Regions from separate parts of the Homo sapiens genome. Here region 1 is linked to region 2. The links are chromatin contacts, found by Hi-C in ENCODE. All regions are on one chromosome and are shown on one strand. Each heading gives the region's core, a stretch centred on a gene start or an enhancer-like site at or near the end of the contact. The rest is flanking DNA. Distances are from core to core; before and after follow the strand shown. Region 1 overlaps MIR100HG (mir-100-let-7a-2-mir-125b-1 cluster host gene). Region 2 has its middle 310 kb from the start of SORL1-AS1.

Region 1 (5,137 bases), core at 2,069-4,568, 450 kb before region 2:
AAGTACATTTCACTCCCTGGAGCTTCCTGTTAAAATGTCCTAGTATGAGTTCAATTTTTTCTTAGTCATGATTTATTTATTCTCAGGGAAGTTCTTCGCTTTGCCTGCAGTATAAAAATATTAGATTATTTTCTGATTTAATTTGCTCTTATATTTTGTATTGTTCTAATAAGGTAGAAGGCATACGTGACTTTTATCTTTACCTTTTACAATCAGATGTTAGGCATTTCTAAATAGAATACCATTAACTGGGAGACGTTATGCAAATTTCACATTTAATATATTTATATAACATTTTATATTTTAAAATAATGAACAAAATAATTTTTATTAATTTTAAATCATATTAATTAATTTTATTACTAAGCCTCATACTGAATCTCCCAAATTCTTTCCAATTGATCCCTGTCATTCAGCTATTATAATTTTCTGTGCCTGTCATGAAGTGAAAAAAGGTAGGGCAGCGTTGTTACAAATTATCCTTTTTGCCATTTTTCGCCCTGGGAAGTGGATGTAAATGGAAAACAATGTTAGTCTTGGTAGAAGGGACTTGTTAAAAGAATCCAAGATGTTTCTATTTTCATGTTTAAAGCTCCATTTGACAAGATAGTGAAATAAAGTGGGCAACTTTAACTTAAAGGTGTTTCTCGGTGATGGGCACTCTGATAGGATTGGATGTGTTTCTGCAGATTTCTGCCTTCCCAGCTGGATCTCCCTTGTTTTCTGCAGGAGAGAAATGGTAGAAAGAGACAGTAGGAGCTGAAAAGGTAAATGTCACAACACCCAGCCTGCCATACTTTGAAATTCAACATGGATTTAACAGATTGCAAAGTGTCTTAGTCATGTAATTCATGCAATTCGTTAAACCACATTTAAATGAAAAGTAAGTGATATTCTCCTATTTAACAATTAATTGAACAAGTGGTATTATATTGAATTGAAACACTTAAACTTGACTTCTATTGAATAAATACAGCCAATACAGGACAGAAAAAGAAAAAATCTCAAAATGGATCTGAAACTGACCTTAGATGACTCTTCCAGGCTGCTAACAGTGTGTGCAAGGAGTGTCACCTTTCTTCTGGAGGGCTGGGGAGAGAGGCTAATGCTGAGAAAGTGCACCTGAAGCTTTGAATGGTTGCCCTAGGGCGGGGAGGGGGCACAAGGCACGAACTCAGTGATCTCAGGAATAAGACTGCCATAGTTAACAAATGAGAATATGATATATGAAGTATCTGAGACATACTACACTAAAAAACTATTTGTTGTTTGTTCAAAATTCAAATGGAACTGGGCAGTTCTGTTTTTATTTGGCAACCCTACTTAGTTGGGAGGAGCTGTAGGGAGAGGTATCTGGGAAACCATTAAGAAGTAGAAAAAGGCCGGATGCAGTGGCTCACGCCTGTAGTCCCAGTACTTTGGGAGGCAGAGGCAGGTGGATCACAAGGTGAGGAGTTCGAGACCAGCCTGACCAACATGGTGAAACCCTGTCTGTACTAAAATTACAAAAAATTAGCTGGGTGTGGTGGCATACACCTGTAATCCCAACTACTCAGGAGGCTGAGGCAGGAGAATCACTTGAACCCAGGAGGCAGAGGTTGCAGTGAGCCAGGATCACACCATTGCACTCCAGACTGGGTGACACAGCGAGATTCCACCTCAAAAAAAAAAAAAATTAGAAAAAAAGGAGTCTCCCAGCTGGTGAGTGAATATTATAATAAAGACAACAACAAAGACACAAGCATCATTCCTGTGCCATGTATTTGGAATGAGATTTGTATAGGACTTCTAAGGGGCAAAGTGATGGTCAGGGAGGGCTCTAGATAACATCAGAACTTAGTTTTGAAGGAAACTGGAAATTCCCCCAAAAGGATGATGGTGGGAGTTGAGGAATGGCATTTCAGGCAAAAAAAAAAAAAAAAAAAAAAAAAAAAAAAACATGTCCAAAGGCATGGAGTAGTCAAACAACTGGAGTGTCCTTCTCCATGAAGCCTTTCTGGTCACATTCAGAGGGAATTCACCTTGCCTTTCTCTGTTCTGTCATCACCCTTTGTTGCAGCCTAAATCACATAGCCCTTATACTGTCTGCTACTGGGACAACTGTGATGTGGGACCCCATAGAGCTGGCAAGTGGCAGGTGGCTCATGGAAAAGACTCCAGACTTGTCTACTGTCCTAGTTGAGCAGCGAACCCAGATGCTTTTTGCAGAATATTGATTGAGAGCAAACACATCAAATGTTTCAATGATTTTTCAAGCAAAGCAACATTTTGCTATAGTGTATGTATATGTACTTAAGTAAACACTGAAAATGGATTTATATACATCAGAGCTTAGGCATCTACTTCCCACGAGAGAAGTAACAACATGAAAGTAAACCAAATGGAAAAATAAGTAATATTCTTTGCATTCCCTGAGATTTATCCCAAAGCCAACCCTTACTGCTTAAGTGGATGAGGGAAGATTCTCCATTGCATATCTCAGCAGTCTACTGCTTGTGCCCGTTATCTTTTGGAGGGAGGTTGTCTCGTATCTTGTGTGTAACGCTTTTATTCTAGCTTTTAGAATCAGCTGCTTAAAATTCCTCGACTTATGGTGTTAGGTAAATAGATAAGTAGGACTATGCTTTTTTGTCCCATTTTGGGCACACAAACAGAAGAACCTTGGATACTTACTGGAGGGGAACTTTCTCCCTTCTTCCCCCAGTGATATGCTTTGGAGGAGAACTTATGCAGAGATTGGGGCAACAAGAAGGTGCCTTCTACTAGCTTTAAGAAGGAGATAACATTTCCATTTTTTGTTTAAAAATGTTGATTTTCGAGGCTTTACTAACTGTAATAGGTGAGGTTTTTGTTGTGAATATTCTGTTTGCGTTTTGTTGCTGGAGGGAAGGAGAGGCTATTTGGAGAATGATACCTGGCTCATCAGCTGCCCTAAGGGTTCAAAGTGACTTGAGCCTTTCCTCTCCAGGAGCTCTTATATTGCTCCTGAACTTAATGTTATGTGTTGTCTTTCTCTTTCATTTTCTTTGCACATTTCCTAAAGTTCTGAAGTCCTTGACCATCGAAGGATTTTACCTAGATCTCTGACGACCTACCTTGGCTTTTCTTTACCGGAGAATTGCCCATCTATGGTTCTTTGCTCCATCTGTGCAATTTGCCCTTTTCAGGACTTGAGGACAACATGGTCGCCTTTGCCTTGCTTGGCTGTGGTTTGGGGTGGCATTAACACCATGATTTCTTTCAGGGCCCACTGAAGGTTGGTTTCTGCGCTCCTGCGCCACCTGCTGTCACCAGCTCCAAGTGCAGGCTCCCCAGTCGCCAGCCCTGGGCTCCCGGCCCCAGCCAGAGTCCAAACCTCAGACCAACCAGATGTTACTTAGGCTGCCAGATTTCTGTCTGGGCCTTATCTGTACCGTCTTCACTGGCTCACTAGATCAGAATCCCAAATGTCCCTGGATGACTTGCCTCAAGTCACGCAGACCCTGAGCTCTTTGGCCAGAAAGAGGAAGCCTGTTTGATTGGGGGTTGCTGACCAGTGGCTCCTGCCAGCTTTCTGAATGTGTGGCCAGTGGAGGCCGGCCTCTCCTTAGCAGTGAAAATGCAAATGGATTTCTTTAGAAATGTCAACAGACACTTGACACTTATCCTTTAAGGTACTCCCCAACGTGTCTCCTGACTGGGCCAAATTTAGTTTCTCCCAAATTGCTCAGAAATGGAATGTTTGCTTTTTACTTTTTAGCACTCTGGGCTTTTCTACAAACTCATAAAAGTTGGTGATTCTAACCAAGGGATCACAAGAAAGTGGGGTGCTACTTTTTATGAATTAAATTCAGTACCCCCATTATTCTCTGTTTTAGGTTGAAGATCTCTTGATGTCAGGGACTTATGCATTTGCTCCCTCTCCATCACACACAGCCTGGCACACAGTAGGTGCTTCACACAATCTTGTTAAAAGGAGCAGACTCTATCTGGTCAAAATCATTCTTGGAAGTTCTTTTCTATTTGTTTGTTAAAAGGAAAAATGGCCAGAGTTGAGACTGTGAAAGTTCATTCCTGATTTCAGACCAAAAAAAATAAAGCTGAACCTGAGAGAAAAACAATGATGAGTGCAAGTTGTGATTTCTATGATCACTCTGATAAGAATGAGGATCGTGACCGGCTGTGGTCTCCCAAGGTTTGAAAAAAGAGAAATATATGCATGCAGGAGAGAACTGAGTTAGATATGAGATAGAACTTCCTAAGAGCAGAGGTTATGGGATACCCTTATAAAATACAAATGGGGGTTTATGCTAGCAAATACTCTAGAGAGAGATACACATCCATGTAGTTCAATAAACACTTATTAAATTCCTGCATTATGCCAGCACTGTATTAGATACTGGAGTAAAAAAGATTGTAAAGTATAGTACCTGGTCACCAAGAAGACAGAGACTAACAAGCAGACAATTTCAATATAATTTCCTGATTGCTAAGAGAGAAGTATATGTGCCCAGGGTGTTGTGGGAGAATATGAAAGTGCACTAATTCAAGCTGTGTAGTCAGGGAAGGCTTCCTGGAGGAGGTAGTGCTTCTACTGAGTCTTACTATTGGGTGAGAGATATCTAGAGAAATAAATGCAGTCAGCATATTCCAGCAAAGGTGGAAAGCTAGATTAGCTGATGTACAAACATCTTCAGGTCACAGAAACTCCTTTTAGTCCTTCTGAATTGAGTCATCTGGGAAATGCTGTTGTCCCACAAGAAATGTCTTACAATTCTGGCAGCCTAAAGGGGCTCAGTTTTCTATTGCATGTTCAGCTTGTCACCTTGTTAGGACAGCCTCTTATAGACTTAGGAGGGAAAGAGTAAAAGAGGGAATCTTATTTTCATTTGCATCCAAGGATCATGATCCATTAAGCAGCCTCTGTGCTCTAACATTCAGGGAGCTGCAGGACTGGCATATCCTTGATGCATCAGATCTGATATATTTGTGTTCAAAGGGAACAAACCAACTACTACTGATAAGTTCTCTCACAGCAGCTACTTTTTGAGTTCCAACAGGTTGTTGTACCTAGCCCCATTGTACAGGTGGGGAAACTGAGGCTGAGGGGCACAGAGTCACTTTCTAGGCCCTGGGGAATAACTATTGGCTACTGCAT
Region 2 (5,109 bases), core at 1,038-3,537:
GAGAGGATGGGGCATGAGACTAGACTCAGTGTGGAAGTAGATGTGGTGAGAAGGGGTCAGATTCTGGATATATGTTGAAAGTAGAGGCTATAGCAGTTGCCCTTGGAATAGATGCAGGGTGAGATAACAAATGAAATGTCAAAGATGGTCCTAAGGCTTTATAGATCAGTAAACTCTAGACTGGAAGGGTCACTCATGAAATTAGGACAATTTCAGAATAACGAGTTTCAGGGAGATATCAGGAGTTCATTTTCGGACGTGGTGAATTTTAGACGTCTCTTAGACATGCAAGCAGTTGGCTGTATGAGTCTGGCTTTCAGGACACAGGGTCTAGATGGATATGTAAATTGGAGGGTTATCAATGTGTAGATGATAAAACCATGAGATTAAGTTAGCCCTACCCTGCTCACTGTTTGTAAATGAGAACTGAGCCCTGGGACATTCCAAAATGTAAAGGTTAGGGGATGGGGAAGAACAACGTAGAAAAGACTGAGGAGGAACTGTCAGTGAGGTAGGAGAACCAAGAGTGAGTGGTTCCCCAAGGACTAGTGAAGAAACTACCTCAAGGTGAAGATGTGATCCACTGTGGCTAAAAATCAATCATAAAAGACCTTCTGGCAATGTGAAGGTCTTTTTCAACCTCCACTGGGGCTGCGGACTAGTGGAATAGTGAGAACAAAGACTGAGTGGATTCAAGAAAGAACAAGAAGAGAGAAAACAAACAACACATAGACAACTCTGTCAGTGAACTTTGCTGGAAAGAAGAGGGCAGAAGTGGGGTAGTAACTTCAGAGGCATGTAGGGTAAGGGAAGATGAATTTTTTTTGCTTGGTTGATGATGGCTTGGTTGGTTTGTTGGTTGGTTGGTTGAAAGATGGAGGCTATGCCATCATGTTCTCAGGCTGGCAGGGATGATCCAGTAGAGCAGTGTTACATGTAATATAATAGACAGAGACAGCATTGCTGAAGGCATGCCCTTGAAAAGGACAGAGAATGGGAGTCCCAGTGCACAAGTAAGAAGCTTTCCTTAGAACCAACCAGAGTAGCGCTTATCTTACCTGCTTTATATTTCACATTCCACAGAAAACTTCATTAGGGGAATGTGATGGTAAATATTGAGTGTCAACTTGATTGGATTGAAGGATGCAAAGGATTGTTCCTAGGTGTGTCTGTGAGGGGGTTGCCAAAGGAGATTAACATTTGAGTCAGTGGGCTGAGAGAAGCAGACCCACCTTCAATCTGGGTGGACATCATCTAATCAGCTGCCAGTGTGGCTAGGATAAAGCAGGACTAGACTTGCTGAGTCTTCTGCCTTCCATCTTTCTCCTGTGCTGGTTGCTTCTTGCCCTCGAACATCAGACTCCAAGTTCTTCAGCTTTTGCACTCTTGGACTTACACCAGTGATTTGCCAGGGGCTCTCGGACCTTCCGCCACAGACTGAAGGCTGCACTGTTGGCTTCCCTACTTTTGAGATTTTGGGACTCGGACTGGCTTCTTTGCTCCTCAGCTTGCAGACTGCCTATTATGGGACTTCGCCTTGTGATTGTGTGCGTCAGTACTGCTTAATAAACTCCCCTTCAAATATACATCTATCCTATTGGTTCGGTTCCTCTAGAGAACCCGGACTAACACAGAGAAATATATGTTTTGTTGCTAATTTTAAAATAATAAATGATAACTCTCTATTTGCTTTATTTATTCCTCACATGTCCTTATGAGTCACTTTACTGCCATTTTACTAATAAGAAAACTGAGCCTCAGAAAATGTACATGACTTCATCAGGTTCTCAATGTTTGTATGAAAACTGGGGCTCAAACTGGGTCTGGCTAATTCCAAAGGCCATACATGTTCCACAACATCAGAGCCTGGAATTCCCCCAGAGGGACCACCCGCTAATGAGAAAGGGAGGACATCATCTCACAATGCCAGGCCAGAACAGAACAACGGAGGTAAACCTAAAGGCTCTCAGGTACAAGTGCTAGGAGGCAAGACCAAGTGATGCGCCTGGGCTCTCTGCAGTGAGGCCTTTGGGGAAGGTGTGGTTCGGCTCACAGCTTTTAAAGGTAGAGACGGATGGGAGCATCAGTACTTCACAAGGTTATGGGAAGGTCATGAGAAGAGCTGGACTCCCAAGTCAGGCTGATTAGTCTTGTGTGAATGAGAAGGAGCAAATGTTTCCACTTGAACTGAAAGTGCAGGAGCAGAAGCTGAAAAAAGCATGATGGGGCTTCTTGGGGTTTCCGGTGACTTCAGTAAGCGCTTCATAAATTCCTACCCTGTGTGCAGCATAATGCCTCATGCTCAGAAAAGAAAGAGGAACTGTCATCCTGCCCTGAAGGTACTTACACAATGAACAATTTCAATTCAGCATAAGATTTTGAAATACCTTCATTATTCAGTCTTCTCCAGAGAAACAGAATCAATAATACATAGATATAGAAATGTAGAATAGAGATAGAAACTTTCATTTATTTATTTAAAGAGATTTATTTCAAGAAATTGCCTCATAGGATTGCAGGGGCCAGACACAAGTCTGAAATGTGTAGCACAGGCCAGCCAGTTCAGGAAACTCAGGCAGGCATTGATGCTGCAGTTTTGAGGCAGAATCTTTTCTTCTCTAGGAAACCTCAGTTTTTGCTCTTAAGACCTTTAACTGATTGGATAAGACCCATTTGCACTATCCAACGTAATCTACTTAAAATCAACCAGCTGTAGCTGTTAACCACGTTTACAAAATACCATCGAAGCTACATGTGGATTAGTGCTTGATTAAATGATGGGATACTATAGCCTAGCTAAATCGACACAGAAAGCTAACCATCACAGCATCCTATTACTTCCAGGATTTATTCCATAAAAGCCAAAAACAGATACTTTATTTTAGAGACATTTGTCTTCTTGAAGTATTATTTCCTGATCGAATTTTAAACTGTAGACCGCCGAGAAGCCAGAGGAGGGGCTGTCTCTGAGCCGCTGTTCTATTAAGGGTGGTTTATAAAGGTTCTAATTCATTGTAATTAATTTTTATTGTGCAGACTCAGAAGCCTGACAGAGTGAAAGGGGATAATTTCACAAGTCAAAATAACAAATAAGTAAATACAAATAGTCTCCAACTTCCCAAGAGCATATCATGCTCTCCAGGTCTCCCCTCTCTGAATGAAACACAGACCCTGACCCCGGTTTCCTCCCAGGAGTCCTGGCTCTTGGACCCTCCTACCCACCAGTTTTCTAGAAAGCTAACCTGATCTCAAAGGCCCTCAACCCCGACAATCCTCTTCCTCACACCTGGACAATTTTAGGGCTGCTGTCAATCAGATGGAAGAGCTAGATTTAGGGTGTTGAAACAGTACCCTCCGCCAAAAGGGCGAGAGATTCACCACTGGGAGAAAAGCCCTCATTGGTAGTGCTTTTTGCGAACAATGAAACCTCTGCACGGAGGTTCTTTGTTCAGCTCCATGCTCGGAGCCCCTGCGAGCTGAACAGTGCACGCGCGTGTGCTGGATATTAAGTCTCATTTCAAAGACGTTGCAGTGGGCAATGACGTGGGGGCCGGCTGGGGGCCAAGAGTCGGGGGCTCCAGCCGCTTTGAGCATCGGTCTGGAGCGGGGAGAGCTGGAGATGACTTCAGTCCCTGTGATGGGGTGGGGGAACATTTTCTTTTCCAGAAGGTAAGGGAGTCAAGGGGCACTTTGAGTCTCTCAGGCAGGAAGCCTGTGTCGAGGTTTTAGGAGAGTCTTGAGTAATGACCAGTGTGGGTTTCTCACGGAGGACTCATTTATCTGGGTGCCAGTGGGTGAGCCCGGCTTCCCAAGCTTGAAAATTTAGATTTATTGGGTGCCAGAAATTGGACTGGACACCATTTAATAGGCCCACGCACCATGAAGGTGAGGGTAGGGGGATAAGAGTCAAGAGGGCCGCATGGATGGTGAAGAGACGGGGTGTGAAGAAAGCAAAACCTGATTAGTCCCATAAAATTCCAGCCACAGCAGGCAGGAAACACAAGACACTGGAGAAACTGATGGTTTATGAACAGAGCTAAGATGAGATAAAACTGTGGGAAGAGAGAGGTGGAGGCGAGTAAACAGTCTCTCTGAACTTAAGGAAGGGGTTACGAGAGAGAGAGAGAGAGAGAGAGAGAGAGAGAGAGAGAGAGAGGGGGAGAGAGGGAGAGAGAGAGAGGGAGAGAGAGAGAGAGAGAGAGAGAGAGAGAGAGAGAGAGAGAGAGAGAACAGGCTTCCGAACTCTACATGAAGACAAACCTTATGTTAGAAGGGGTAGATCGATAAAAAAGCCATTTGCTGGTTACAAAAGGAAAAGAAAACATATATCTTGTTCAGCCTCTTGATCTGAAACAGAAGAAAAGCTTTGGGATCTATGGAATGTGGATTTACATAGAGAGACCCCAGAATATATAAATACTCAGGCGACTTATAATGTGAAGAGAAAGGCAGAGGGGGACACACTTGCAGGAGGGGACAGAAGTGGGGGTGGGAGGGATGTCCAAACGCCTCACTCCTCAAGTGAACCCGGGGAATGCATATCCCTTCTCTGGGTGCCTCAAGCGGTCTTCATGATTTGTATCTACTTTCTCCCTAGGGCTGGAAGAAGCAGTTTAAAAATGACATTTTAGGCTTTGAGACATTTGAATAAAATGACTATGTAATGTGACACAGCTGATCTGAATCTCTTTACTCACAAACATAGATGTTCATTCAATATTTATTGTGTTTTTTCCTCTGTGCAAGGCACCACACTAGGGTCATGGGTGTAGGAAGGCATGTTAGGCACTTCATTCATTCATTCATTCATTCAGGAAATATCTAGAGGCAAAAAAAAGAGCCCATGACTTCCCTGAAGATGCTCCCATCCCAGGGGAGGAGACGGACAAGTCAATTCCCATGTACGGCACTCAGGAGACCTGAAAGAGGGGCCCATGAATCAGACAGAAGAATCACAGAAATCTTCCCAGAAGAGGTGACTGTCACACCTAGATTGTGGGCTCCTGAACCTCAGTGGTCTGCTGAAAGTCACATTTGTCAATCAAAAACCCAGAAGTTTGGACTAGATGTCAGCACACATGTAGATATTTGGAAATACCCAGCTTTCTG

Evidence for each region. A loop is a pair of places that touch in the nucleus more often than their neighbours do. Pooled maps may share reads with other maps.
Region 1: a loop to region 2 is called in a pooled map, with 2.2 times the contacts of the local background. The contact joins two enhancer-like sites. A Hi-C loop is called at or near these places in 4 of 37 single-sample maps with no recorded cell type and 3 of 50 pooled maps.

What each region holds. Positions count from the first base shown.
Region 1 is chr11:122,213,739-122,218,875 of GRCh38, reverse strand. The region is part of intron 2 of MIR100HG (mir-100-let-7a-2-mir-125b-1 cluster host gene); the gene reads left to right. Among named protein-coding and RNA genes, the nearest start is that of MIR100, 64 kb to the right of the region's middle. RefSeq lists an enhancer at 3,177-3,226. Within about 2 kb of position 3,318, at least 11 of the 41 ENCODE cell types and tissues checked have a DNase peak (open chromatin) inside an H3K27ac peak, as active enhancers do.
Region 2 is chr11:121,764,774-121,769,882 of GRCh38, reverse strand. No RefSeq gene overlaps it. Among named protein-coding and RNA genes, the nearest start is that of SORL1-AS1, 310 kb to the right of the region's middle. RefSeq lists an enhancer at 2,032-2,081. Within about 2 kb of position 2,287, at least 2 of the 41 ENCODE cell types and tissues checked have a DNase peak (open chromatin) inside an H3K27ac peak, as active enhancers do.